Regions from separate parts of the Homo sapiens genome. Here region 1 is linked to region 2. The links are chromatin loops, found by intact Hi-C in ENCODE. Cell type or tissue: Calu3. All regions are shown on one strand. Each heading gives the region's core, and the rest is flanking DNA. Links, peaks and the distances in the headings are about the cores only. Region 1 has its middle 18 kb from the start of ZPBP2. Region 2 overlaps IKZF3 (IKAROS family zinc finger 3).

Region 1 (13,072 bases), core at 8,456-10,955, 61 kb after region 2:
TTTTATATGTAAGTCTAAGATCCATTTGGAGTTAATTTTTATGAAAAGTATAAATTGTATGTCTAGATTCATTTTTTTGCATATTGATATCCAATTGTTCCAGCACCATTTGTTGAACAGACTGTTCTTTCTCCATTGAATAACATTTGCTCCTTTGCTCCTTTGTCAAAGATTAGTTGACTACATTTGTAAGGGTCTATGTGTGGGCTCTTTATTCTGCTCCATTATCATTTTGTCTATTATTTTGTCAATACCACACTGTCTTGATTACTGTATAGTAAGTCTCACATTTGAGTAGCGTCAGTCCTCTGACTTTGCTCTTTAGTTTGGTGTTATTCTGAGTCTTTTGCTGCTCCATGTAAACCTTAGAATCATTTTGTTGATAACCACAAAATAACTTGCTTGGAGCTTGTTTAGGATTACAGTGAATCTATACGTCAAGTTGGGGAGAATTAACATGATAACAATACTAGGTCTTCCCATCTATGAATGGAATATCTCTCCATTTGTTTAGATATTCTTTGATTTATTGGAGTTTTGTGGTTTTCCTCATATACATCCTGTACATTTATTATTATATTTATGCCTTAATATTTAATTTTTTCATGCTAATATAAATGATACTGTGCTTTTAATTTCAAAGTCCAAATGTTCATTGCTGTTATATAGAAAGGCAATAGACTTTTGTATATTAACCTTATATCCTGTGACTTTACTATAATTACTTAGTTCCAGGAATTTTTTGCCTATTCTTTGGGATTTTCTACATTGACAATCATATCATCTGTGAACAAAGACAGTTTTATTTCTTCTTTTCCAATCTGTATACCTTTTATTTTCCTTCTTATCTTATCGCATCAGCTAGGACTTTGAGTATAATGTCGAATAAGAGTGGTGAGAGGGGATATCCTTGCCTCATGCCCAGTCTAAAAGAAAGGGAAAACATCTAGTTTCTCACCATTAAGTGTGATGTTAGTTATAGACTTTTTGTAGACTTTCTTTGTTAAGTTAAAAAATCCCCTCTATTCCTAGTTTGCTGAGAATTTTTATCACAAATGGGTAGTAGATTTTGTCAAATGCATTTTCTGCATTTATTGATATGGTCATATGATTTTTCTTTAGCCTGTTAATGTTATGGATTACATTAATTAATTTTTAAATGTTGGACCAGCATTGCATATTTGGAATAAATCCTTCTCGGCTATGTGAATAAATATTTTTATACATTGTTGGATTTAATTTGCTAATATTCTGTTAGGGATTTTTGCATTTATGTTCATGAGATATATTAGTCTGGAGTTTTACTTTTTGTAATATCTTTATCTGGTTTTAGTATTAGAGTAATGCTGGCCTCATAGGATATGAGTTAGGAAGTATTCCCTTTGCTTCAGTTTTTATGGAAGAGATTATAGAGAATACGTATCATTTATTTCTTAAATGTTTGGTGGAATTCACCAGTAAAGCTGTCTGGGCCTCTAACAAATACTAGAATGTACTTAAAAATCATAGTGAAGGGGCTGGAATAGTGTAGCAGGCAGAATAAGGGCCTCTCAAGGATGTCCACATCTTCATCCACAAAACCTGTGAATATGTTAAATTACATGTAAAGGTGAATTAAATAAAGTTACGCAGAATTAAGGTGGCTAAACATTAAAATAGGGAGATTATATTTGATTATCTTGGTGGGTACAATGTAAACACAAGGGTCTTTATGAAACAGGAAGAAGGAAACAAATGAGAAAGAGAAAGAGGTGGGGATGGCAGAAGCAGAGTCAGAGAGATGTTATGTTGTTGGCTTTGAACACAGAGGAAGACAGCCATGAGCCAAGGAGTGCAGGTGGCCTCTAGAAGCTGGAAAAGGCAAGGAAATGGTTTCTGTAGAACCTCCAAACAGGAACAAAGTCCTGCAAACACCTTGTGTTTAGCCCAGTGCGACTCATATTGTATTTCTGGCCTACACAATTGTAAGATGGCAAATTTTTGTGATTTTGTTTTGTTTTGTTTTTTAGAGACAGGGTCTCACTATATTGCCCAGGCTGATCTTGAACTCCTGGGGAATTTGTGTTGTTTTAAGCCACTAAAAACCAAAACAACAACAACAACAACAACAAAACTATCTGGGCCTGATGCTTTCTGTCTTGGAAGGTTATTAATTATTGATTCAATTTCTGGCTGGACATGGTGGTGCACACCTGTAATCCCAGTACTTTGGGAGGCCGAGGCTGGCAGATCACTTGAGCTCAGTTGTTGGAGACCAGCCTGGCCAACACGGTGAAACCCCGTCTCTACTAAAAATACAAAAATTAGCCATGCGTGGTGGAGGGCACCTGTAATCCCAGCCACTCAGGAGGCTGAGGCACGAGAATTGCTTGAACCCAGGAGGCAGAGGTTGCAGTGAGCCGAGATCACGCCACTGCACTCCAGCCTGGGCAACAGAGCAAGACTCTGTCTCAAAAAAAATAAATAAAAATAAAAAATTAAAAAAAAAATTCAATTTCTTTAATAGATCTAGACCTATTCAGAGTATCTGTTTCTTCTTGTATACATTTTGGTAGGTTTTGTCCTTTAAGTAATTTGTTCATTTCATCTCAATTATCAAATTATAGAATTATTTATAATATTCCTTTATTATCTTTTTAATGTCATTAATGACATTAATGTTTAGTAGTGATAATCCCTCTTTTATTTCTGATATTAGTAATTTGTGTCTTCCCCTTTTTTTTCTTGGTTAGCCTGGCCAGAGTTTTATCAATTTTACTGATGTTTTCTAAGAACCAGCTTTTGGTTTCCTTGATTTTCTCTGTTGATTCCCTGCTTTCAATTTAATTGATTGTTGCTCTAATTCTTATTAGTTCTTTTTTTCTGCCTGCTTTAGGTTTATGTTGCTCTTCTTCCTGTAGTTTCCAGAAACTTGTACCTCTAATCTAAGGCACATGCTTAGATTATTGATTTTATATTTTTCCTATTTTCTGATATGTGCATTCAATGCTATCAATTTCCCTCTAAACATTTGCTGAATCCTACAAGTTTTTATAAGTTGTATTTTCATTTTTGTTTAGTTTAAAATATTTTAAAATTTCTTTTGAGATTTCTTTGACCCATGTGTTATTTAGATGCCTATTGTTTAATCTCCAAATATCTTTTAATTTTCCAGCTATCTTTCCATTATTGATTTTTAGTCTAATTCCATTGTGGTCTTCAGGCTTACTGTGTATGGATTTTTTTTTTTTTTTTTTTTTGAGACGGAGTCTCACTCTGTCGCCCACAGGGAGTGCAGTGGTGCAATCTCAGCTCACTGCAACCTCTGCCTCCCGGGTTCAAGCGAGTCTCCTGCCTCAGCCTCCCAAGTAGCTAGGACTACAGGCGCCCGCCATCATGCCTGGCTAATATTTTTATGTATTTTTAGTAGAGACAGGGTTTCACCATACTGGCCAGGCTGGTCTTGAACTCCTGACCTTGCAATCCGCCCGCCTCGGCCTCCCAAAATGCTGGGATTACAGGCATGAGCCACCAGGCCCGGCTTGCTTTTATTGTTTTAAATGTGATCAGTACTCGGGAGGCTGAGGTAGGAGGATCGCTTAAGGCCAGGAGTTTGAGACCAGCCTGGGCAACATAAGCATCTCTTAAAAATTTTTTGCTCAGGTACTCTGTTAACAATGTCCAGAATGTTGTTTATCTTGGTGAATGTTTCATGTGAGCTTTAGGAGAATATGTATTCTGCTATTGGTGGATGGAGATTCTGTAAATGTCAATTAGATCCAGTTGATTGATGATGCCATAATTCAACTATATCTTTACCGATTTTCTGCCTGCTGCATTTGTCCGTCACTGATAGAAGAGTGTTGATGTTTCCAAGGATAATAATGGGTTTGTCTATTTCTCTTTGCAGTTCTGTTAGTTTTTAACCCACCTATTTTGATGCTCTGTTGTTAGGCACCTATAAACGACTGTTATGTCTTCCTGGAGAATTGACCCCTTTATCATTATGTAATACCATTCTTCATCCCTGATAATTTTCCTTGTTCAGAAATCTACTTTGTCCAAAATTAATATAGCTACTCGAGCTTTCCTTTGATCAGTGTTAGCATGGTATACTTTTTTTTCTTCCTTTAACCTAATGATAACCAGTTGCTGATAGGTAGCTATTCTGAAATGAGGACTTTCTGTCAAGATAGTGATGTTTTATTTTCACTGTGAGCTGGCTTTGTTTCCTGCATAACTATAACAGATTGCTAATTAACATTGATAAATATATCTCATTACTTTTTCCAATCACCATACAGGTTGAGTATCCCTTATTCAAAATACTTGGGGCCAAGCATGGTGGCTAACATCTGTAGTCCCAGCACTTCAGGAGGCTGAAGCAGGAGGATCACTTGAGGCCAGGAGTTTGAGACCTGCCTGAGCAACATAGTGAGACCCCGTCTCTACAAAAAAAAAAAAATTAAATAGCTAGGTATGGTGGCATGTACCTGTAGTCTCAGCTACTCACAGGCTGAGCTATGATTATGCCACTTCACTTCATCCTCAGTGACAGAGCAAGACCCTCTTTAAAAAAAAAAGACAAAAAACCTTGGGGCCAGCAGTGTTTCAGATTTCAGATTTTGGAATATTTGCATTATATCTACTGGTTGAGCATCCCTAATGCAAAAATCAAAAATGCATCCCTAATCCGAAATCAAAAGTGCTCCAATGAGTATTTCCTTTGAACATCATGTTGACACTTAGAAAAGTTTCAAATCTTAGATTTTCAAATTAGGGATACTCAAACTGTATCTTTCCAAAATAAAGCAGTTCTAATTCCACCGCATATTGGGGGCTAAATTTTACCAGTACTGCTTATGTATCCTGCCGTGGTTTTCTAAGTGTGTTATATATTTACAGTTTTGTCTCTTGAAATAGACAATTTTACTCTGGCATAGAGCTATTTATTACTTCTAATGACATGTTGATGCTACTTTTAGGCATTTTATTTTAATTTTATTGCAATAGGTTTAGGGGTACAAGTGGTTTTGGTTTCATGGTTGAATTGTATAGTGGTGAAGTCTGAAATTTTAGGGCACCCCTCACCCAAGTAGTGTACATTGTACCCAATATGTAGTTTTTTATCCCTCATCCCCCTTCCACTTTCCCCTCTTCTGAGTCTCCAATACTCATACGCATTATACCACTCTGTATGCCTTTGCATACTCATTATTTAGCTCATACTTATGAGAACATATGGTATTTTGTTTTGTTTTGTTTTGTTTTTTTTGTTTCGAGACAGGGTCTTGCTCTGTTACCCAGGCCAGAGTGCAGTGGTACGATCTCGGCTCACTGCAGCCTTCACCTCCTGGGCTCAAGCAATCGTCTTACCTCAGCCTCCTGAGTAGCTGAGACCACAGGCATGCACCATCACACCCAGCTAATTTTTTTTTTCTTTGGTAGAGCCAGGTTTTGCCATGTTGCCCAGGCTGGTCTCGAACTTCTGAGCTCTAGTGATCCACCTACATTGGGCTCCCAGATTTCTGGGATTACAGGTGTGAGCCACCACACTCAGCCAGTATTTGGGTTTTTTTTTTTTTTTTTGGTTTTGGTTTTTTAAGACAGAGTCTCACTTGCCCAGGCTGGAGTGCAGTAGTGCAATATCGGCTCACTGCAACCTCTGCCTCTCTGGTTCAAGTGATTCTCGTGCCTCAGCCTCCCAAGTAGCTGGGATTACAGGCATGCGCCACCATGCCCAGTTAATTTTTGTAGTTTTAGTAGAGACAGTGTTCTGCCATGTTGGCCAGGCTGGTCTCAAACTCCTGACCTCAAGTGATCTGCCTGCCTTCGCCTCCCAAAGTGCTGGGATTACAACCATGATCCACTGTGTCCAGCCTGGTTTTTTACTTCTGAGTTACTTCACTTAGAATAGTGACCTCCAATTCCATCCAAGTTACTGCAAAATACATTATTTTGTTCTTTCCTATAGCTGAGTAGTATTCTATGGTGTATACATGCCACATTTTATTTATCTACTTGTCAGTTGAGGGGCACTTAGGTTGGTTCCATATCTTTGCAACTGTGAATTGTGCTGCAATAAACATATGCATGCTGGCTGGATGCAGTGGCTCACCCTGTAATCCCAGCACTTTGGGAGACCAAGGCTGGTGGATTGCTTGAGCTCAGGAGTTCAAGACCAGCCTGGGCAATGTGGCAAACCCCCGTCTCTACCAAAAATACAAAAAATTATCCAGGCTTGGTGGCTTACACCTGTAGTCCCAGCTCCTTCTAGGGGGCTGAGGTGGGAGGATCACTTGAGTCTGGGAGGCAGAGGCTGAAGTGAGCCATGATCATGCCACTGCACTCCAGTCTGGATGACAGAGTGAGACCCCATCTCCAAACAAACAAACAAACAACATATGCGTGCAGGTGTCTTTTTCATATAATGACTTCTTTTCCTTTGGGTAGATACCCAGTAGTGGGATTGCTGGATTGAATGGTTGGTCTACTTTTAGTTCTTTGAGAAATCTGCTATTGTTTTCCATAGAGGTTGTACTAATTTACATTCCCACCAGCGGTGTATAAGTGTTCCCTTTTCAACACATCCACACTGACATCTATTGTCTTTTGACTTTCTAATAATGACCATTCTGGCTGGGGTAAGGTGTTATCTCATTGTGGTTTTAATTTGCATTTCCCTGATGATTAGTGACGTTGAGCATTTTTTCATATGTTTGTGGCTCTTCAAAGGGTCACACGAGTCTGGACACAATGGCTCATGCCTGTAATCAGAGCACTTTGGGAGGCCAAGGCGGGCAGATCACCTGAGATCAGGAGTTTGAGACTAGCCTGGCCAACGTGGTGAAACCCTGTCTCTACTAAAAATACAAAAACTAGCTGGGCTTGGTGGCGCACACCTGTAATCCCAGCTACTTGGGAGGCTGAGGCAAGAGAGTCACTTGAACTCGGCAGGTGGAGGTTGCAGTGAGCCAAGATTGTGCCACTGCACTCCAGCCTGGTCAACAGGGAGACTCTGTCACACACACAAAAAAAGGATCACACGTTACACAAGCAGATACACAGTTTATCTGTGGTATTAAAATTTCATGGGAAGGCAATTGTGGGGGGAAGTCTTAAAAAAAAAGCTTCCTAAAGGAGGGGAAAAGAGGCTGGCAACCCCTGGCATAAAAGATTAAACCCAAAATTGGCATCCAAAGCCTTCTACGGTCTGGTTTCCATTGACCTTTCCACCTTGATTCCTATCATTCTACACTGGGGGACAGATTGGACTAAATCTCTTAAGTTCTCTTCCAGCTCTAAGAATGTAAAGGTCTTTTCAGTTTGAACCCTTTTCTGTAACAAGACTCATCTTGCTTTCTCCTAGACAGACTACACTTATTCCTCATATGTAGAATGCCCTTCCATCTTTGTTTCCACGTTATTCACAACACTTCTACCCACACTGATCAGTTTCTTCCATAAATGTATTGTCTGCTACTGCTAATTTTAGCATGGAACCACATTTTTGTTACAATTTACTTTTTTTCTTTTTTCTTTTTCTTTTTCTTTTTTTTTTTTTTTTTGAGACAGGATCTTGCTGCCTTGCCCAGGCTGGAGTGCAGTGGTGTGATCACAGCCCACTGCAGCCTTGACCTCCTGGGCTCAAGCAATCCACCTGCCTCAGCTTCTGGAGTAGCTGGGACTATAGGCATGTGCCACTACACCTGGCTGATTAAAAAAATTTTTTTTGTAGAGATGAGGCCTCACTATGTTGCCCAGACTGGTCATTTAACATTTTTAAGCCTCTTTCATTATTTGTAAAATGAAAGGATTATATTAAATCCATAATATCTCTTCCAGCACTGAATCTAGGTTTAATGTCTTTTCTATCTTCTGTATCCTTTCCCCACCATCCCCTACTAGAATAAACTCCTGTGAGCAGGAACTTCCTCATACTAACCTTTGAATGCCCCCCACATTTCTATGCATTATAGCTGTAATAAGTAATTGAACTGATTAAATTGAATCTGCATTCAGAGGTAAACTTGTGGTTATATCCTACTTGCTACTTATTTTGAATCTTGAGAATATTTGCAGCCAGGCATGGTGGCTCATGCTTGTACTCCCAGCACTTTTGGAGGCTGAGGCAGGCAGATTGTTTGAACCCAGGAGTTCAGAACCAGCCTGGGCAACATGATGAAACCCTGTCTCTACAAAAAAATTCAAAAATTAGCTGGGTGTGATAGCACACACCTGTAGTCCCAGCTACTTGGGAGGCTAAGGTAGGAGGATCGCTTGAGCCCAGGAGGCAGAGGTTGCGATGAGCCAAGCCAAGATCACACCACTGCACTCCAGCCTGGGCGACAGAGTGAGACCCTGTCTCAAAAAAAAAAAAAAAAAAGCCAGACATGGTGCCTCACGCTTGTAATCTTAGCACTTTGGGAGGCCAAGGTGGGCGGATCACATGAGGCCAGGAGTTTGAGACTAGCCTGGCCAACATGGCGAAGCCCCATCTCTACTAAAAAAAAAAAAAAAAAAAAAAAAAAATTAGCTAGATGTGGTGGCACACACCTGTAATCCCAGCTACTTGGGAGGCTAAGTCATGAGAATTGCTTGAACCTGGGAGGCTGAGGTTGCAGTGAACTGACATCCTCGCACCGCTGCACTCCAGCCTGGGTGACAAAATGAAACTCTGTCTCAAAAAAGAGAGAGAGAGAGAGATAATATTTGCCCCTTGATACATTGATTCACACTTTTTCCATCCCCTAACCCCGATCCATAGTAAACTATTTAAATATTATAACACAGTAGAATTAAAAGCTTGTGTTGAATTAATATTTTGCAAATGTTAACCCATTAACAACAAAATTAAATGAATGTAATATTCTTTATCTCATTAGCAGAGACACAAAGCCCTAAAATGGCAACAAAGTTATTATATCTTCTGACTTATTCAATGGAAACAGAAGTTGTAACAGCATTCCTACAATTTGCTGCTGAAAAAAATCCCACCCTTTCCCTTTTTTTTTTTTTTTTTTGAGATGGAGTCTCCCTCTGTTGCCCAGGCTGAAGTGCAGTGGCACAATCTCGGCTCACTGCAACCTCCACCTCCCGGGTTCAAGCGATTCTCCTGTCTCAGCCTCCCGAGTAGCTGGGATTACAGGCGCACGCCGCCATGCCTGGCTAATTTTTTGTATTTTAGTAGAGTTGGGGTTTCACCGTGTTGCCCAGGCTGGTCTCAAACTCCTGAGCTCAGGCAATCCACCCACGTTGGCCTCCCAAATTGCTGGGATTACAGGCATGAGCCACCGCACCTGGCCTCCCTCTTTTTCATCTTGATTCTGTATGTGTACATTTGTAGTACTTAGAAGTCACATTTCACAGGATTGTACCTACCAAAAGAGTCAGTATTGAGAATTTTGTATTTTGTACTTCTGCAAGAGTATTTTCCAACACTAGTGTATTATTAATAAACTAATGAACATTTGGTTTTCATTTGCTTGTTTCAACAACCATTTTGGCATGTATGTGGTGTTAATAGCTTAATGCTTTGAACTGCAGGTGCCATATCTTCATGTATTGTAAATGTTTCTGTCTGAAGCAGTTAGAAAAACTAATGGATCTACTTAGTTCAGATTTAGTAAAATTTTCTGGTCGTATGTGAAAGCATTAGTTTATTGAAGTATAAGAAAATCACTGATTACAAACTTTCAAGAGCACAAACATTTAGCCTCTATGGACATATTAGCTAGCCTATCAGAGGTATTATTGGGGAATAAAAGGCTAACAGTTTATGTACCTTTCTAATCAATGATTAATAAAATCTCTTGTAAGAGCCTGTGTGTTGTCACCGGACATTTTTATCTTACCTTAGGCTTTCTTATCAGCTGCAAAGCAGACTATCCTGAAATTCTTACCAAGATATGTGTTCTTAGGTTACCTGTGTATTAACCTGCTCAGAATATCCAGAAGAGAAGATGTCCAAATGTAATCTAGGCTGACCTTTTTCTGCCAAATTGTTTCAGTTGCAGATTATGGACTCTTGCCTTTCATTTTCATTATATTCTTACAGTTTTTTGTTTACTTCACATCTTTAAAAACAAAACATTACAGGTTCATTTAAAGCCTCTTTATACTTTTCTTCTACCACTATTCTCTTATCCCCCCCAAGAATTAATCACCACTCTGAAATTGGTAGGTATCCCTCCCATGTAAGTTTTTTGTTGTTGTTGGGTGGGGGTTGTCTTTGTTTTTGTTTTTGTTTTTTCTGAGACTGAGTTTTGCTCTTGTTGCCCAGGTTGGAGTGCAGTGGTATGATTTCAGTTCACTGCAGCCTCCGCCTCCCAAGTTCAAGCGATTCTCCTGCCTCAGCCTCCTGAGTAGCTGGGATTACAGGGGGCGCACCACCATGCCCAGCCAATTTTTGTATTGCCCAGGCTGGTCTCGAACTCCTGACCTCAGGTGATCTGCCACCTCGGCCTCTCAAAGTGCTGGGGATTATAGACATGAGCCACCACGCCCGGCCTTAAGTTTTGTAATCATTTAATTTTTACATCAAAGGTGTAATGCGTATGCTTTGCAACTTTCTTTACCCATATTTTAAAAAATTCTGTTAACACATGAAGATTTGATTCCATTCCTCCTCTATTCCACTACATTAATATGGCAATATGTATTATTTTCCATCTATTAACTGTATGTGCATCAGTCAGGGTCCAATCTCGAGACAGAAAATACACAGTAATTTGATTAGAGGAAGTTTAATATGAGGAATTATTAAATGTAACAAGGGATTGGAATAATAAGGAATTGCCTAGTAAGATGTAAGGAGAACTCTAAAGAATAGAGGAATAACAGATATACATATATTTTTAAGGCAATACCACTAGGACTGAGAGTGTCTAAGAAAATCCACCATCCCCTAGGGCTGAGGTCCAGCTTGTTAAAATGAGCATAACCATGGGTCACCAGATGGAAGAAAAGTCATTGTCGTGCTAAAAATACACTCTCTAGAACTTGTCAGAGACCCACCCTCTGCGGTGCCAGGAAAAGCTGTACATAGGGAAGTTTCTCACTAGAGACACTCTGCTATAAAACCACAGAAGGAGGCCAGGCGTGGTGGCTCATGCCTGTAATCCTAGCACTTTGGGAGGCCAAAGTGGGCAGATCACTTGAGGTCAGGAGTTCGAGACCAGCCTGGCCAACATAGTGAAACCCTGTCTCTACTAAAAATACAAAAATTAGCTGGGTGTGGTGGTGGGTGCCTGTAATCCCAGCTACTTGGGAGGCTGAGGCAGGAGAATCGCTTGAACCCAGGAGACAGAGATGGCAGTGAGCCAGATTGTGCCTCTGCACTCCAGGGCAACAGTGACACATCATCTCTAAATAAATAAATAAATCCACAGAAGGAGGAGGAGTTGTCAGTGGTGCTGCTAGCCACCAGGCACTGCAGGGTATGGACAATGGAGAAGTTGAACATGCTACCAGAGCCTGCCAAAGCAAGAACTCAGAACCTACAGTGTCTCTCCAGCACCCCTTTCTGACAGTTCATTGTTGTGCCAGCTGGCAAAGGAAAAATATTATCAGAGCCCAGATTCATTTTCATAGAGCAGGCAAAAAGGATGAATTTGGAGCTGAGAGACAATAAGTTGCTAACTGTCACAGTCTAACCTTTTGGCTATTTGACGTCCACATGCACCTTTCTATACACATTTGAACTCTTGTTCATGGACAAAACAATTTTTATTTTTTGAGACAAGGTCTCTGTTGCTCCCGCTAAAGTGCGGTGGCACAATCATAGCTTACTGCAGGCTTTGAACTCCTGGGCTCAAGCGATCCTCCTGCCTCAGCCTCACAAGTATCTGGGACTACAGGCACGTGCCACCACACCCAGTTAATTTTTAAAATTTTTTTGTGGAGACAAGTTCTCTCTCTAGAACTCAGGCTGATCTCAAACTCCTGGGCTCAAGTGATCCTCCCGCCTCAGCCTCTGAAAGTGCTGGGATTACAGGCGTGAGCCACCTCACCTGGCCACAATTTTATATTCTAAGAAGATACATCTATCCATCTTAAAAGTACTTGCTGTTTCCCCAAAATGTAAAGATATGTAGTCCCAACAGTCATTGTTTCTATTGCTATTTTAAATACTTCTCAAATTCAGTCACAGTTCCACTGAATATTCTTACCTAAAGACTAAACTGTAAAATTATCTACCAACAATCTGTATATTAAAAACTGGAAAGGAGAGAGAAGAAGGATAGCATATTAAAATAAAGGTATTGGCTGGGCACAGTGGCTCACACCTGTAATCCCAGCACTTCAGGAGGCTAAGGCGGGTGGATCACCTGAGGTCAGGAGTTAGAGACCAGCCTGGCCAACATGGTGAAATCCCGTCTCTACTAATAATACAAAAATTAGCCAGGTGTGGTGGCACACACCTGTAATCCCAGCTACTCAGGAGGCTGAGGCAGAAGAATCGCTTGAGCCCAGGAGGCAGAGGTTGCAGTGTGCTGAGATTGTGCCACTGTGCTCCAGCCTGGGCGACAGAGCAAGACTTTGTCTCAAAATAAATAAATAAATAAATAAAGGTGTGAATACAAGAAGCAAAGAGAAAATATGCAAAGCTACTTTGTTTCTGTGATTGGTCATTAAGGTTGTAGTTTATACCTATGGCTTCCTTCTGCGGGAAGCCAATTCCGTGTTATTCTTGCCCTCAGTCAGAACTTCAGTTGCTGTGGGTTCTTTATGTGGTGGAATGACTGAAATTTTATTGCCAAAGTGTCTGAATCTTTATTGTTCTTACCCCTTCTCCTCCCCACACCTGTTTTTTGGTTGCTACGTAGTTTTCCATCAACCTTTACTATTGAAGATGGAAGAACTAGAGGTACCTCAGAGAATCTGGGTTCCAGACATAGTCCTCCTTTCTACCCTTGTGTAGCAACTCAGTTTCCCATTGGTCATCAGGATCATTCTCTCCAGCCAGATTAACTCTCCTTTCTCACCTCATCCCCTTTTTTCCCTGCTTAGTTCAACAACATATGGAGCCCAAAATGTCCAGGTGACAGTCTCATCTTCCAAACCAGGGAAGAACCATTGTGGTGTCTCCTTG
Region 2 (17,272 bases), core at 7,035-9,534:
AATAGTGACTGAATTGTCAGGAAAAGCTTTTCTGAAGAAATGACATTTAAGATGAGATCTGAGTAACAGAGTAACATTCATAAAGCAAAAGTGATTAGATTTATCAACATAAATATCACTATAAAATGTGAGCAATATTAATGTGAATATAATGCTCAAAACTCACAAAAAAGCCTGGAAGTAAGTACTCTGTAATGCTATTAGAGACTATCTTTGGGTGGTAGGATAGAGGTGGGGTTTTCTTTTTTCTTTCTATTTCAATGAACTTTCCAAACTGTGGTATAATACAAAAACATATTTGGTCTTTGTTCCTGCTCCCAGGATCAAGCACAGAACTTCTAAGCCCTTGGAATTTCCTAAGTGATAGGAGTATTGTTTTGCTTTGTTTTGTTTTGTTTTGTTTTTCTCACTAGATCCTCCTGCCTCAGCTTCTAAGTAGCAGGGGCAGGAGTGTCTTTTGTATTCATAACGAGCCCCTTTCAATAGCACCTTAGATTATGCTAACGAGGTAGCTGAGGCTGGGGCCACTAGACAGCCTCAGGATGGAGCTGTTCACCAGAAGGACCTGGTAATTAGAGCGTTGGACCTTTCAGCCCCACCCAGTGACCTCAGGGAAGAAGAGAGAGGAAAGGGAGCTGGAGATTGAGTCCTATAAACGTTCTTGAACAACAAGATTCAGAGAGCTTCAGGAGCTGGGGGTGTGGCATGCCCAGAGAAAGTATGGAAGCTCCACGTCACCCCTTCCTTGCTCTATGCCTCCCTTCCATTTGGCTGTTCCTGAGTTGTATCTTTTATAATAAACTGGTAATGATAAGTAAAGAAACTTTTTGAGCTCTGTGGGTCATTCCAGAAAATTACTAAACCTGAGGAAGGATGTGGGAACACTCAAATTTGCCCAAGTTGGAAGAAGTGTGGGTCACCTGAGGGCCTGGTACTTGAGACTGGTGTCTGAAGTAGGGGCGGTCTGTGGGACTGAGCCCTTAACCTGTGTGGTCTGTACTAATTCTCAGAGTTAGTATCAGAATTGAATTGAATTGTTGGACACCCAACAACGGAATGGCCTAGAGATTTGGTTGTGGATGGAAAACACCCCAGAATTGGAGTGGGATTTGCTAGATCAGCCCAGGCTCACAGAAACATATGGTTTGGAAGGATAAAATAAAAGGGTAGGGGATGAGGAAATTTTGATTCCTGAGTGGCCATATAGTCACCTAAGGAGCAGCAAAGGGGCTGTGATCAGTTACTAAAGGTAAAAGTTACCAGTGAAATTTAAAGATGAACCCAACTCCTGGGGAGCTGGTTCACTGAATGCTTAAGGAAATGCAAACTAATAAGAAAAAAGTGAAATACACAATCCAATGGTTATTGTTATCTGCAACAGCTAAAATGAAAGTTAAAAAGAGTGTTGGGTTGGACCTTGATGCTGAACCACGCTCAGATTCTGGTGGGCCTGAACTTCGGATGCTAGACCCAAAGCTGCCTCTAATGGAAAAAATATGTGGGAAAAACAGAAAATACCTCTAAGATCTCTGGTCACCAAAAAGAGAGTCCAGGTAGGGGAGGGCAAAACCAAGAAACTACTGAAACCAGGGGGTATAGTGTGAAAGAGTTACTTTATTTTGTAGATCAGTACCATCAGCTTCCTAAAGAATTTTGACTAAAATGAATTGTAAGAATAAATAATTTAGGGGCAGTATCTTGGCTTTTAAATGCTTCAGAGTGGAAGAGCATGTTTGGGTTTATATAGGATCCACAGCTCACTATGGAACAATCACAGATGGCTACACATGATCCAGACACAGAGCAGGTCATTCCTAAGGGAACAGCTGACCTGGTGGACCAGATAAGAGCCATTATAAGGTCTATTTACCCTGAGAAAGGGAACTATCTGACTTCCCCTTTCAATGCCAACTGGAATACCCCAGATGAAGCAGCTGATATGCTTCATATGCAAGCCATGTGGAACTGGCTTTGTGATAATCAAGATTCACACATTGAATATGCCCATTACCCAGGTGATATGGTTTGGCTGTGTCCCCACCCAAATCTCATCTTGAATTGTAAGCCCCATAATCCCATGTCATAGGAGGGACCCAGTGGGAGGTAAATGAATCATGGAGGTGGTTTCCCCCATGCTGTTCTCGTGACAGTGAGTGAGTTCTCACAAGATCTGATGGTTTAATGAGTATCCGATATTTCCCCTCTGGCACTCACTCTCTCTTCTGCCACCCTGTGAAGAGGTACTTTCTGCCATGATTGTAAGTTTCCTGAGGCCTCCCCAGCCATGCAGAACTGTGAGTCAATTAAACTTCTTTTCTTCTTTATAAATTACCCAGTCTTGGGTATTTCTTTCTTTTTTTTTTTTTTTTTTGAGATGGAGTCTTGCTCTGTTGCCCAGCCTGGAGTGCAGTGGCGCGATCTTGGCTCACTGCAAGCTCCGCCTCCTGGATTCACACCATTCTCCTGCCTCAGCCTCCTGAGTAGCTGGAACTACAGGTGCCCACCACCACGCCCAGCTAATTTTTTGTATTTTTAGTAGAGACAGGGTTTCACCATGTTAGCCAAGATGGTCTCGATCTCCTGACCTCATGATCTGCCTGCCTCAGCCTCCCAAAGTGCTGGGATTATAGGCATGAGCCACCGTGCCCAGCTGGGTATTTCTTCATAGCAGTGTGAGAGTGGACTAATTCAGTATATTGGCACCACAGAGAGTGGGGTGCTGCTATAAAGATACCCAAAAATGTGGAAGCAACTTTGGAACTGGGTAAAAGACAGAGGTTGGAACAGTTTGGAGGGCTCAGAAGAAGACAGAAAAATGTGGGAAAGTTTGGAACTTCCTAGAGACTTGGAGGGTTCAGAAGACAGGAAGATGTGGGAAAGCTTGGAACTTCCTAGAGACTTGTTGAATGGTTTCGACCAAAATGCTGACAGTGATATGGACAATGAAGTCCAGGCTGAGGTGGTCTCAGATGGAGATGAGGAACTGCTTGGGAACTGGAGCAAAGGTAACTTTTGCTATGCTTCAGCAAAGAGACTGGCAGTATTTTGCCCCTGCCCTAGAGATCTATGGAACTTTGAACTTGAGAGAGATGATTTAAGGTATCTGGTGGAAGAAATTTCTAAGCAGCAAAGCGTTCAAGAGGAAGCAGGGCATAAAAGTTTGGAAAATTTGCAGCCTGACAATGTGATAGAAAAGAAAAACCCATTTTGAGGAGAAATTCAAACCAGCTGCATAAATTTGCATAAGTAATGAGGTGCCTAATGTTAATTACAAAGACAATGGGGAAAATGGCTCCAAGGCATATCAGAGACCTTCACAGCGGCCCCTCCCATCACAGGCCCAAAGGTCTAGGAGGCAAAAATGGTTTCCTGGGCTGGGTCCAGGGTCACCCTGTTCTGTGCAGGCTCAGGACATGGTGCTCTGTGTCCCAGCTGCTCCAGCTGCATCTAAAAGGGGCAAAGGTACAGCTCAGGCTGTTGCTTCAGAGAGTACAAGCCCCAAGCCTTGGCAGCTTCCATGTGATGTTGAGCCTATGGGTGCATAGAAGTCAAGAATTGAGGTTTGGGAACCTCTGCTTAGATTTCAGAGGATGTATGAAAACATCGGATGTCCAGACAGAAGTTCGCTACAGGGGTGGAGCCCTCATGGAGAACCTCTGCTAGGGCAGTGCAGAAGGGATATGTAGGGTAAAACCCCCCATGCAGAGTCCCCACTGGAACACCGTGTAGTGGAGCTGTTAGAAGAGGGCCACCATCCTCCAGACCCCAGAAGGGTAGATCCATTGACAGCTTGTGTCGTGCACCTGGAAAAGCTGCAAGACACTCAACGCCAGCCCGTGAAAGCAGCTGGGAAGGGGACTGTACCCTGCAAAGCCACAGGGGCGGAGCTGCCCAAAGCCATGGGAGCCCACCTCTTGCATCAGCGTGACGTGGATGTGAGACATGGAGTCAAAGGAGATCATTTTGGAACTTTAAGGTTTAATGACTGCCCTATTGGATTCCGGACTTGCATGGGGCTTGTAGTCCCTTTGTTTTGGCCAATATCTCCCATTTGGAATGGGTATATTTACCCAGTGCCTGTACCTCCATTGTATCTGGGAAGTAACTAACTTGCTTTTGATTTTACAGACTTATAGGCAGAAGGGGCTTGCCTTGTCTCAGATGAGACTTTGGACTTGGACTTTTGGGTTGATGTTGGAATGAGTTAAGACTTTGGGGGACTGTTAGGGAGGCATGATTGTGTTTTGAAATATGAGGACATGCGATTTGAATGGGGGCCAGGGCAGAATGATATGGTTTAGCTGCGTCCCTACCCAAATCTCATCTTGAATTGTAACCCCCATTATCCCCACGTGTTGTGAGAAGGACCCGGTGGGATTGAATAATGGGGTAATTGAATTATGGAGGTGGTTTCCCCCATGTTGGTCTTGTGATAGTGAGTGAGTTCTCATAAGATCTGATGGCTTTTTTTTTTTTTTCCTTTTGAGACGGAGTCTCGCTTTGTCACCCAGGCTGGAGTGCAGTGGCGTGATCTTGGCTCACTGCAAGCTCTGCCTCCCAGGTTCACGCAATTCTCCTGCCTCAGCCTCCCAAGTAGCTGGGACTACAGGTGCCCACCACCACACCTGGCTAATTTTTTGTATTTTCAGTAGAGACAGGTTTTCACCATGTTAGCCAGGATGATCTCGATCTCCTGACCTCGTGATCCTCCCGCCTCGGCCTCCCAAAGAGCTGGGATTACGGGTGTGAGCCACCGCACCTGGCCAAGATCTGATGGTTTCATAAGTGTCTGGCATTTCCCTGCTGGCACTCGTTCTCTCCTGCCACCCTGTGAAAAGCTGCCTTCTGCCATGATTGTAAGTTTTCTGAGGCTTCCCCATCCATTTGGAAGTGTGAGTCAATTAAACCTCTTTTCTTTATAAATTGCCCAATCTTGGGTATTTCTTCATAGCAGCATGAGAACAGACTAATACACCAGGTCATGGTAAATGCCACGGTTAAGTGGTGTCTTAAGAATGTACATGTCAGATATGATATGGTAAAGTCAGTGTGGACACAAAGAAAATTAGAACAAGGCCCAGAAAGAAGTTTATCACATTCACAGGTCCCAGAGAGGTGGTTATTATGTGCTATGCAAGATCACAGGAGAAAGCACCAGTGTTGGTCAGGAGGCAGAAAAGAGGAATGAGGAAAAACCTTAGGTCAGAGCCTTAATTGGGGTTTCTGTGGAAAAGGCAAGGCAGGGCTGGGTAAACAGTTTAGGATTGGCTAGTTTTAATAATTCTGGTGGGCTCTAAAGCATAGAGATGGTCTCTGGTTGACTGGTATCTGGCCCTGGGATGACTTAGGGTAGGTGAAATATAGGCTTGGTGTGTGAGAATTGGGTAATGGCTTATGGCAAAAACCTGTGAGTACTTTCCAGCAATGACAACAATTGGATTTTGGACCAGAGAATTTCCATTTGAGGGGAAATTATTAGCCTGCTATTGAATATTAATTGAAATTGCTCTTATGATTGAAGGACAAAAAAATAATTTTAAAACCTAAAATATCAACGAAGTCTTGGGTGATGTCAGAGAAGTGTTCTAATGGGGAGAGCATTGCCCAGAAGAGTTCTATAATAACATAGAAATAGTTTATAGAGAATCATGGTACCTTAGGAATGAAAGGATGATATACTCAGGGGCAGGGATCCTCTTTTCCCCTACAATTGACTTTGGAACTATGTGAGGAGCTGCTGGATTCTATCATCACTTAGACAGTGCCCTATAAAGTAGTCTTTGACCAACAAAGAGATGCTTGATTTGTGGACGGTAGTTTTTTTGTTTGTTGAGACAGGGTCTCATTCTATCATCCAGCCTAGAGAGCAGTGACACGATCAGGGTTCACTACAGCCTCAACCTCCCAGGCTCAAACGATCCTACCACCTCAGTCCCCCAAGTAGCTGGGACCACAGGCATATGCCACCATGCCTAGCTAATTTTTAAATGTTTTGTAGAGACGAGGTCTCACTATATTGCCCAGGTTGGTCTTGAACTCCTGAGCTCAAGCAATCCTCCTGCCTTGGCCTCCCAAAGTGTTAGGATTACAGGCATAAGCCACCATGCCTGGCTGTGGATGGTAGTTTTAAGGTAAATGGACAACATCCTGTTTGGAACACCACAACTGTAATTAAAGAAGGTAAAAACAAATCAGCTTGGTGAGCTGAATAATCTGCTGTTTTCCTAGAAGTGATGGAAGAACTGAACAGTGATACATGCCCATATGTTTCAGTTTCTGATTCATGGGCAATGGCCAACAGCCTGGCCATGTGGTAAGGCAAGAGTGCAATGGAAACTTGGCATATTAAAGGGACTCTCATATGGGACAAAGCCCTGTGGAAATCACTATGGGAATTTGAGGGGTGCATTAAAGTAGGACATGTCAATGCTCGGTAAAAGACCCCCCTTCCAGATTTGGAAGCTGATCAGAACCAATTAGTAGGTATCACAGTGTGCGTGTTTGAGGTGAGCACGTGGGTCCATAAAATGAGTAGACAGGATGGGGGATGCTACAGCCACTGCAGAAGATGGGCTGAATTTGGACATATTTCCCTTGGACCTCCTGAGGCACAAAATAGCAACAAACTATTATGTCTGCCAATAAGAGAGACAGTTACTATAGGTGACTATGGGGAAGATTCCCCAGGGGGAAGACCCCACACATAGTTGGCAAGTGGATTGCATTGAAGAGCCAATGCTGGTAGTCCCAAGGGCTACAAATCATTTTTGTTTTTGTTCTTTTTTTGAGATGGAGTCTTACTGTGTCACCCAGGCTGGAGTGCAGTGGTGCAATCTTGGCTCACTGCAACTTCTGCCTCCCGAGTCCAAGCAATTCTCCTGCCTCAGCCTCCCCAGTAGCTGGGATTACACGTGAGTACCGCCACACCTGGCTAATTTTTGTATTTTTAGTAGAGATGGGGTTTAACCAGTTGGTCAGGCTGGTCTCGAACTCCCAACCTCAAATGATCTACCTGCCTCAGCCTCTCAAAGTGCTGGGATTACAGGTGTGAGTCACCACGGCCGGCCTGTTGTTGTTCTTTTGAGACAGGATCTCACTGTGTTGCCCAGGCTGGAGTGCAGTAGCAGGATCACAGCTCACTGCAGCCTCAACCTCCCAGGCTCAAGTGATCCTCCAGCCTTAGCCTCCTGAGTAGCTGGGACTACAGGCACACACCACCACACCTGGCTAATTTATTTGTATTATTATAATTTTTTTTTATAGAGATGAGGCCTCACCATGTTGCCCAGGCTGGGCCCAAATTCCTGGGCTCAAGAGATCCTCCTGCTTCAGCCTCTCAAAGTGCTGGGATTACAGGTGTGAGCCACTGCACCCAACCTATAAATTGTTTTTGACGGGGATAAACACAGACTCTGGAAGGGGCTTTGCTTACCTGGTTGTATACACAAATGGTCAGTACCACGAAAGAACCAGAACAGAAGATATTGCACCAATTTGAATGGCTGAGCCACATTTCTTTAGACTAAGGAGCACTCTACTTACAGCCCATAATGTCAAACAATGGGCAAAGAGCTATCCTCCTCAGAGTAGTAGTTTGATAGATATCTAAAATAGGGTAAGGTATAGGTGTGAAGGGTTGGTTTATGCATTTGCACAAGTGTGAGGTCACATTGAAATGAGCTAAGGGAGTGTTCCCACTAGGTAGATTCCTCTGTTTTTCTGGTGGATTAGGGAAGAGGAGGTGGGGGAGGATGCTGATATGACTATACAATTCTTGCCAAAGAGGAGGATATTGGTGTGATGACTATTCTTTTTTTCCTTCCCTACATTGTCACATCAGCTTTCTCTTTCCTACCAGATGCAGTGGTTGCAATACCAGCACTGTAATTACAAGTGCCAGAAACAGAGATGATTTCTAAAGCAAGAAAGTGTAACCGTAGCTTTAAACCTTTATGTCAGAACTCCTAAGGGCCTGATGAGGCAGGCTGTGCCTTTACCCCATCTGGCAAAATTGGGGTTAACATTGAATGCAGATGTATTGCCTAGTGGTAGAAATAGCCCACTAGTTCCGTACCTGTGTAACCCTATCCTGTATGTATGGGAGTTGACTGAGGGAGAGGTGCTTGCTAGACTAGTATTGCTGCCTACGATCTAGACCAGTGCAGTGGTCAAACCTAATATTCCTCCCAAAGGTGGGAAAGTTTGGGCATAAACAGTAAGAAGGAGGAAGAGTAGCTGAGAGTAAAGGAATGAATAAATGAGTTATGTAACAAGTCCTGTGAGTCATCCTAGCAAATTATTAAACATGTGGAGGGGAGTCCCCGATTTTGTAGCTAAGTCAGACAAAAGTGCAGGTAACCTGGGGACCTGGTACTTGAGACTGTTGTCTAAAGTAGGGAGAGTACTGTGCAGTACTGTGAGACTGAGCCTGTAACCTGTGCGGTCTACGCAAACATCAGGAATTACAATCAGAATTGAATTGAAGTGGGCTGGGTATGGTGGTTCATGCCTGTAATCCCAGGACTTTGGAAGGCTGAGTTTGGCAATCACTTGAGGTCAGGAGTTCCTGGCCAGCCTGGCCAACATGGTAAAACTCCGTCTCTATTAAAAAAAATACAAAAATTAGCCGGGCATGGTGGTGGGCGCCTGTAATCTCGGCTATTTGGGAGACTGAGGCAGGAGAATCACTAAAACATGGGAGGCGGAGGTTGCAGTGAGCCGAGATTGCGCCACTGCACTCTGGCCTGGGCGACAAAGTGAAACTCCGTCTCAAAAAAAAATAATAATAATAATTGAATTGAATTGTTGGACACCAAGTCATTGTCGGAAAACCAGAAAATTGGTTTGTTGGTGTCAGAAAACACCCCAGACAAACTTTCTACAATAAACATGTATTACTTTTATAATGGAAAATAGTCAAACATCATGTTTTAAGTGAAGTTAATATAATTGGAACACTGGATAAGCACCTTAAATTCTCAAAATTTGCTGATAACCTACAACTATGAAATGCAAATATTTGTGAAATTAACAAAACAGAATCACTCCTAACTAAACCTACAATTGCAAGTTTTCCTTGGAGAGCTGATTTCTTCTCTACACTAAGCCTAAGCAATATCTACAGGCATCAGTGTTTAGTCTGCACACTACGGCTCACCTCCTATGTCTTCATCTTCATTGGCTGGGCCTTCTCCACTGTCCACATTTTCCATTTCATGAGATTTGGTTAAACTGTAGTCATTCAAAACCGCTGCACTTTCTAAAAGATAAAAGGAATTTTAAGTATGTGGTTCAACGTTAAAGGATTTTTATAAATATATATTAAGTAGACCCCCATTTAACTTTCAGCTTCACACAATCCTTTAGTGACAGATAGTACCCCTTCACACATACCCAAAAGGGATGTATACATGAAAACTCTTGAGGTTTAGAAATAAGCCCAGGGTTCGCAGTGGCTCACGCCTGTAATCCCAGCACTTTGGGAGGCCGAGATGGGCAGATCACCTGAGGTCAGGAGTTCGAGACCAGCCTGGCCAACATGGTGAAACCCCATCTCTACTAAAAATACAAAAATTAGTTGGGCATGGCGGTGCATGCCTGTAATCCCAGCTACTCGGGAGGCTGAGGCAGGAGAATCACTTGAACTCGGGAGGTGGAGGTTGCAGTGAGCCAAGATAGCACCACTGCACTCCAGCCTGGGTGACAGAGTGAGACTTCGTCTCAAACAAAAAAAAAAGAGAAAAGAAATATGCCCAGGGTTCATGTACCCTCTGAATACACACAACTTTCTTGAATATTTCTTTCATCTGAGTTAAAGGGCACTCATGTTCCTTCTGGAGAAAAACTATCTCTCCATTGGTATATCTCACGATATTCAGTAGGATGCCATTGCTATTTATGACAAAGTAGTGACCAGAAATACTAAGCGTGCAAACACTGGCATAACCTAATTTGGGAAAGATGCTTTCCTAGGAGGAAGATCTGTAAGCTTTCTGTATGCCAAATTCTGTTTTTCCCTTCTGTTCACATTATAAATGTGATTCTGTGGAAAACATATTGGACCCCAAGTTTCTTTATTTGTTTGAACATTTACTGAATGTTGACAAGGCTACAGATATGAATAAGTCATTATGTCTTCAAGGAGCTCATACTTTGAGATATAGATAAGAGAAGCCCACAACTCTAACACATGGTAGGCTCAGACAAAGGATTAAATAAAGGAAATACAAAGTGTTATTAAAGTTCATAAGTGAAAGGGAGCAGACATAATAAAGACATGCTTAAACAAACAGCAAACTTGTTACAAAATAAGTTTAAGAGAAATGTATAATAAATATTGATAATACTAGAAGAAAAAGGAACAATGCAACTGGAATTATTTTCACATATAGGCATAGTAGCTTAACAAAAAGATGATAGCAGAAGAAATGAACTGAAAAGTTACCCTCTTTTTATCTAACTCCTTCCCAATCTTCAATAAAATATTTGCTGAGTTCCCATTAATATAAAAAATAGTCAAAGACACTGAATCCTGTGGCACTGAGGCTGGGCTGAAGTAGGGAGGTAACTAGAAGCTCTGCAGTGGCACTCCTTTCAGCTGAGCCATGACCAAACACACGCGGGAGCGAAAGAGAAACACGTTTCACAAAACCCATCACTAAGAGCCCCTGAAAATGTGGTCACCATGGACTCAGTGTTTGATTTATGAATATCTGAAGTTTCTAATTTCTGCATATTATGATGTATACTCTGTGAACTCTAAGATACCATTCTAAACAATGGTTCACTTTTCTCAAGCCTGAAATGACTAAAATATAGTGGACACCTAAACAATTAATATGAGATTTAGGTTCAGTTAAAAGATGTGATTGGCCGGGTGCGGTGGCTCATGCCTGTAATCCCAGCACTTTGGGAGGCCGAGGCGGGCGGATCACCTGAGGTTGGGAGTTCGAGACCAGCCTGACCAACGTGGTGAAACCCCGCCTCTACTAAAAATACACCAGGCATGGTGGTGCATGCCTGTAATCTCAGCTACTCAGGAGGCTGAGGCAGGAGAATGGCTTGAACCCGGGAGGCTAAGGTTGTGGTGAGCCGAGATCACACCATCGTACTTCAGCCTGGGCAACAAGAGCGAAATTCCGTCTCAAAAAAAAAAGAAAGAAAGAAAGATGTGATTACAAGTTACAGTAACACAAAAAGGCATTTCAGTGATAAATTAAATTTTGTAATATAATGTAAGCTTTGATTCACACAGTGAGTTAATCAATGGAGGACACAGAAGTTATTTTCAGGAAATAAATTATTGTAAATGTTTATAATTTATTCTAGAGCAGGGATCAGTAAACTATGGCCTGAGGTACAAGTCTGACCATAGCCTGCTTCTGTGTGGGCCCAAGAGGTAGGAATGGTTTTTACATTTTTTAAGGGTTGTAAGAAATACAAAAAATAATACGTGACAGAGACCATATGTGGCCTGCAAAGTCTAAATATTTACTATCTGGCCCTTTACAAAAAAGTTTGCAGACCACTGTTCTACAGTAAAAATCGCAAGTCATTCAAATACAAGCTACTATATTATTCAACAAAAACTGTCTTCAGAGCAATGAGCTGAAAAATCAAAAACAAACAAACAAACAAACAAACAGTGATCAACATTAGGTAGTGTATGTTTGGCCCTAAGATGCTAAAGAACTTACATGATCTAAATGGATGAGTTATTTTTTCATCAGCAACAGACAACCATATTTAAAAAAAAACACACACACATTTCCATAGCATTTTTACTGCAACCAGAATAAGCACATTCCTCTCTCTTTGGTATTTTTTTTAGTAAAGGTATATTTCCAGAGAGGAAAGACCTGATGTTACCTGCGGGCACAGACTGCTCCTGAGTGCTTTTCAGTTCCGCATTTGTTTGTATATCTGAAAAGAAAGAGGTTATAAATATTAGCTACTTAGGGTACATTTCTACAGGTTTGAGCATTCCAAATTTAATAAGGGATACCATTTCGGAAAACTTAACAGCAGAATTCCTCTTTCAGAGCAAGATTACTCTTTCTCTATATTCTCCCTAAAAGCCTTTCAAGGAGCATGAAAAAAAAATATTGATGCAGCAATGTTACTCTAAGAACTTTCTGCCAGAGATCTACTTACACCAAGAACAATATGCAAAAAGTGGGTTCCATTAGAAATAATTTCATATATTCTTTATTCTTCCCCAATATTTTATTATGAACACATAGAAAAAAAGAGTTCAAAGTGGTATATATATATATATGTACATATATATGTACATATATATAATGAAATACTATTCAGCAATTAAAAAGAATAAAATCATGTCATTTGCAGCAATATGGATGGAGCTGGAAGTCACTATGTTAAGTGAAATAAGTCAGGCACAGAAAGACAAATATCACATGTTCTCATTCATATATGACAGTAAACACGTTGATCTCATGGAGGTGGAAAGTAGAATGATAGACAGGGTGTGTGGGTGGGAATGGGGGATGAAGAGAGATTAGTTAATGGGTAAAACATATAGTTACATAGAAGGCATAAGCTCTAATGTTTGACAGCAGAGTAGGGTGACTATAGTTAACAACGACGTATTATATATTTCAAAATAGCTAGAAGAGAGGACTTGAATTGTTTCCAACACATAGAAATGATAAATACTCAAGGTGATAAACATTCCAAATTCCCTGACTTGATTATTATATATTCTATGCATGTAACAAAATATCACATGTGCCCCATAAATATGTAAAATATTATGTATCAATAAAAAATTTTAAAAAAAGAACTGCACAGTTGAACATCCATTACTCACCCTCTGGATTCTACAATTAACATTTTGCTATTTTTGCTTTCTCACATATGTTTCCACCCATTCATCTCTCAATCCATTCATCGATCCAGCTTTTTCAACGCATTGCAAAATAAGTTGCAGATATCAGTATACCTCAGTCCTAACATTTCAGCATGATTATTATTAACTAAAATTCAATATCTGTTTACAAGATTTTAAAAAGTAAATTTTACATACAGTGATATGCATGGATCTTAAGTGTACCATTCAATGAGTTTTTAAAAATGCATATCCTCATGTAATGCAAACCCCTATCAAGATACAGAACATTACCATCATCCCAGAAAAGCTCCCTCACATCTCTTCCTAGTCAATTCCCACCCACATACTCCAGAGACAACTACTGTTTTGACTTTTTCCACCATAGATTAGTTTAGCCTATTTTAGAACTTCATAAAAACAGAATCACACAGACATATGGTATAAATTATTTTGCCCGAGGCTTCTTTCACTCAACATAATGTTTTGAGATACATCCATTCTGTGGTGTTTATCAGTAGTTCATTCTTTTTTATTGCTAAGTAGTATTCCATATGAATATCCCAGTTTGTTTATCCATTCTCCTATTGATGGACACCTAGACTGTTTCCAGTTTGGGCTATTTATAAGTCAAACTACTATGATATTCCTTTTTAAAATAATAAACTTTTAAATTTTAGAGTAGTTTTAAATTTATGGAAAAATTGCAAAGATAGCACAGAGAGTTCCCATATACCCCACACCCAATTTCCCCTATTATTAACATCTTATATTAGTATGGTACATCAGTTATAATTAATGAATATATATTCATACATTATTACTATCTAAGTATTCAGATTTCCTTAGTTTTCATCTAATGTCCTTTTTCTGTTGCAGGATCCCTTCCAGGATCCCACATTACATTTAGTCATCTTGTCTCCTTAGGCTCCTCTTGGTTGGGACAGTTTCTCAGACTTTCCTTGTTTTGATGATCTTGACAGTTTTGAGTACTGGTCAGGTATTTTGTAGAATGTCCCTCAACTGGGATGTGTTTGTTTTTCTCATGATTAGACTGGAGCATGATCATCCTTGCACAAGTATTTCTGTGGTCATATGCTTTCATGTCTCTTGAGTCAATACCTAGGTGTGGAATTACTGGGTTATAGGGTAGGAGGCATATATCTAGTTTCAACACAGTGAAACTAGAACTTGTTCAAAAGTGCTTCTTCCCTCTACTTTGGGCTTAACTTACTCTGCTTCTGCCCTCTTAAGGTGAAATTTTAGTGACTGACTTTATTCCTTTCTTCTTTTCTAATTGTAAACATTTAAAGCTATAAGTTTTCCTGTAAGCATTGCTTTAGCTGCATCTCATAAATGCTGATGTTTTGATTATAATTCAGTTCTAATTTCCCTCGAGTCTTCTGTGATCCACTGGTTATTTATAAGTGTTTAATTTCCAGATATTTGGGGGAATTCGGGAATTCTTTAGCTAACTTGTTATTGAAGTCAAATTCCATTGCACTACAGTCAGAGAACACAGTCTGTGTGACTGTAGTCCTTTTAAAAGTATTAAGACTGGTGTTCTTGGTGAATGTGCCATGTGTAGTTGAGACATATGTATGTTCTGGTTTTTGTTGGTTTTCTTTGTTTGTTTTGTTTTGCTTTGCAGATCTGGCTGAGGCTTTATTTTGGAGGAAAAAAAAATGATGTAATTGTTTTGTAGCTGGAGGCATGGGCAAGGGGGGTATCCCAGGCAGTAAACTCCCCATGGGTGGGCTGAGGGTTAGGGCTGAGCCTCAGGTGGGTCTCCTGTTCCCTATACTCCCCTGCACAGTGGCCTCCTCCACAGGCTCTGGAGAAGCCATGGGAGGGGGTAGGCTGGGAGGGGCTGCTATGGCCTTTCACCTGGGCAGGACATCAGAGGACTGGGACACCAGCTTCCCATCGTGGTCTTGATCTTCTTCACAACCACAGCCCTAGAGAAGCAGGCACAGCCAAAGGAGCTGGAGCCCCCGCCAGAGCCAAAGCTGGATCCCAAGCCATAGCTGAGGCCAGGGCTTGTAAGGCCCCTGTAGGCTGAGCTCAGCCCACCTGAGTAGCCCCTGGTGGTCTTCATATGGATACTCATGCTCTGCATCCCAGACTTCAGCTGGCTCTCCTTGCCCTCCAGCAACTTCCTGTAGGTGGCGATCTCAATGTCCAGGGCCAGCTTGATGGTCATCAGCTCCTGGTACTTGAGCAGCTGACGCGCCACGTCCTGCTTGGCCCACTGTAGGGCGGCCTCCAGCTTGGACCCCCTGGCATTGGCATCCTTAATGGACCGCTCCCCACACATACACAATGGCGGCCTCCAGGGAAGCCCTCTGGCCTTTGAGGCCCTCTGTCTCAGACTGGAGCCGGCTGATGTTCCAGTTTATCTTGGAGATCTCCGTCTTTGTACAACGCAGGTCATCCTGTGCTTCCCAGGCAGGGTCTGCAGCTCCTCATACTTGATCTGGTGCATGCTGTCAGCCTTGGCCTGGCTGCGGTTGGCGATCTTCTCATACTGGGCCTCGACCTCAGCAATGATGCCGTCCGTGTCCAGGGAGCAGCTGTTATGCGTGGACAGCCCCACAGATGTGTCCAAGATCTGGGACTGGAGCTCCCAGATCTCCTCTTCATACAGCTGCCTGAGGAAGCTGATCTTGTAAGCTTGCCATCCAGGTAAGACTCCATCCAGCTCCACCCTATTCATGTATGCCTCATCCACATCCTTCTTGATGAGGACAATTTTATTCTCCATCTCTGTATGCTTACTGATCTCATCCTCGTACTTGTTCTTGAAGTCCTCCACCAGCCCCTGCATGTTGCCAAGATCTGCCTCCAGTTTCAGCTTCTCCTGGCCTAGAGTGTCCAGCTGCCACGGAGGTTTGTTGATGTAGCTCTTGGACATGTTGTCCATGCTGCTCCAAGCTGTCTTCTGCTGCCGCAGGAGGCTCTACTTGGTCTCCAGCATCTTGTTCTGCTGCTTCAGGAACCGCGATGAAGGGGGCAAACTTGTTGAGGGTCTTAATCTGCTCCTTCTCCTGAGTGCACACGGCCTGGATGTTGGGGTCCACCTCCAGCTTAAGGGGGCTCAGCAGGCTCTGGTTGACCATGATGGCTGTGATGCCTCCTATAACCACCAGCTCGGCCATAGCCTCCACCCAGACCCATGCTGGCACCCAGGACACCCTGGACACTGCTGCTGCTGCCCACTTGGGAGAAGCTCGAGGAACTGACGCAGGCACCAGGCCTACTCATGTTGGAGTGGCTGCTGAAGGTCCGGGGCCAGAGGTGGACACCCTGTAGAACTTCTGGGTCACCCTGATGGACATGGTGGAGGCGGGAGTGGAGGCAGGTGGGCAGAAACAGGGGGAGATTCAATAAGTAGTGGAGAAACTGCTTCTAGGTATTCTGCAGTTCTCAAGTGTACTGTTTAATAAATGTTAATTAAATCAAGGTAGTTGACAATGTCATTCAGATCTATGGATATACTAATTTTTGACTAGTTGTTTAGTTGCTGAAAAAGGAGTATTAAAATCTCCAAATATGACTGTTGATTTGTCTATTTCTCTCTGTTCTAGGGACTATAAAATATATCTTTAATTTTCCAGGCTTCTTAGAGTTAAAATTATACACTTCACATAAAATGTAAAAAGCTTGCAACCATTTAGGCCCATTTCCTACCCTCCAACCTTTATACTATAGTTGTCATATGTATCACATCTGCATATACTTTAAACCTTACCATACAATGCTAATTCTTGCTTTGAATAGTCATATTGTATTTTAAAGATTAAAATGAAAAAATAGTACTTTCTAATTACCCACATATTTAACATTTCTGGTGCCTTTTTTTTCTTTTTTTGAGATAGGGTCTCACTGTGTTGCCAGGCTGGAGTGCAGTGGCACAATCATGGTTCACTGCAGCCTCGACCTCCTGGGCTCAAGCAATCCTCCCACCTCAGCCTCCCAAGTAACTAGGACTACAGAAGCACCACCATGCCTGGCTAATTTAAAAAAAATTCTTTTGTAGGGACGGGGGTCTCACTGTGTTGCCCAGGTTGGTCTCAAACTCCTGGGCTCAAATGATCCTCCCACCTCAGCCTCCCAAAGTGTTAGGATTACAGGTGTGAGCCACTGTGCCTGGCCTGGTGCTTTTCATTTTTTCATAAAGATTTGAGTTCTGATCTGGTATCACGTCCCTACAGTCTAAAGAACTTTAGCATTTTTAATAGTGCAATTATCTGAGGGACTTTTCTTGTTTTCAATTATTTGCAAATGTCTTTACTTTGTCTTCAATCTTATAGGATATTTTTACTAGATATAGAATTCTGAGTTTACAGGGTTTTTTTCTTAAAACTTTTTTTTTTTTTTTAGAGACAGGGTCTTGCTTTGTTGCCAAGGCTGATCTCAAAC

Evidence for each region. Hi-C counts contacts between places; a loop is a spot of excess contacts. Peaks named below come from ENCODE experiments on the same cell type or tissue, not always from the same donor. Only the 100,000 strongest peaks of a DNase experiment are listed, where the experiment ranks them.
Region 1: it touches region 2 in a loop (2.2-fold over the local background); 2 of 110 quality-filtered maps call a loop at or near these places.

What each region holds. Positions count from the first base shown.
Region 1 is chr17:39,879,657-39,892,728 of GRCh38, forward strand. No RefSeq gene overlaps it. Among named protein-coding and RNA genes, the nearest start is that of ZPBP2, 18 kb to the left of the region's middle. In Calu3, for the core only: no CTCF peak of the experiment used is centred there; DNase peaks (open chromatin) are centred at 8,595, 9,165, 9,845 and 10,375.
Region 2 is chr17:39,820,230-39,837,501 of GRCh38, forward strand. IKZF3 (IKAROS family zinc finger 3) reads right to left here. Exons shown (of 8, transcript NM_012481.5): 2 at 11,869-11,922; 3 at 9,158-9,259. It also overlaps the pseudogene KRT8P34. Among named protein-coding and RNA genes, the nearest start is that of IKZF3, 35 kb to the right of the region's middle. RefSeq lists a silencer at 3,513-3,713 and an enhancer at 15,167-15,666. In Calu3, for the core only: no CTCF peak of the experiment used is centred there; DNase peaks (open chromatin) are centred at 7,202, 8,312 and 9,172.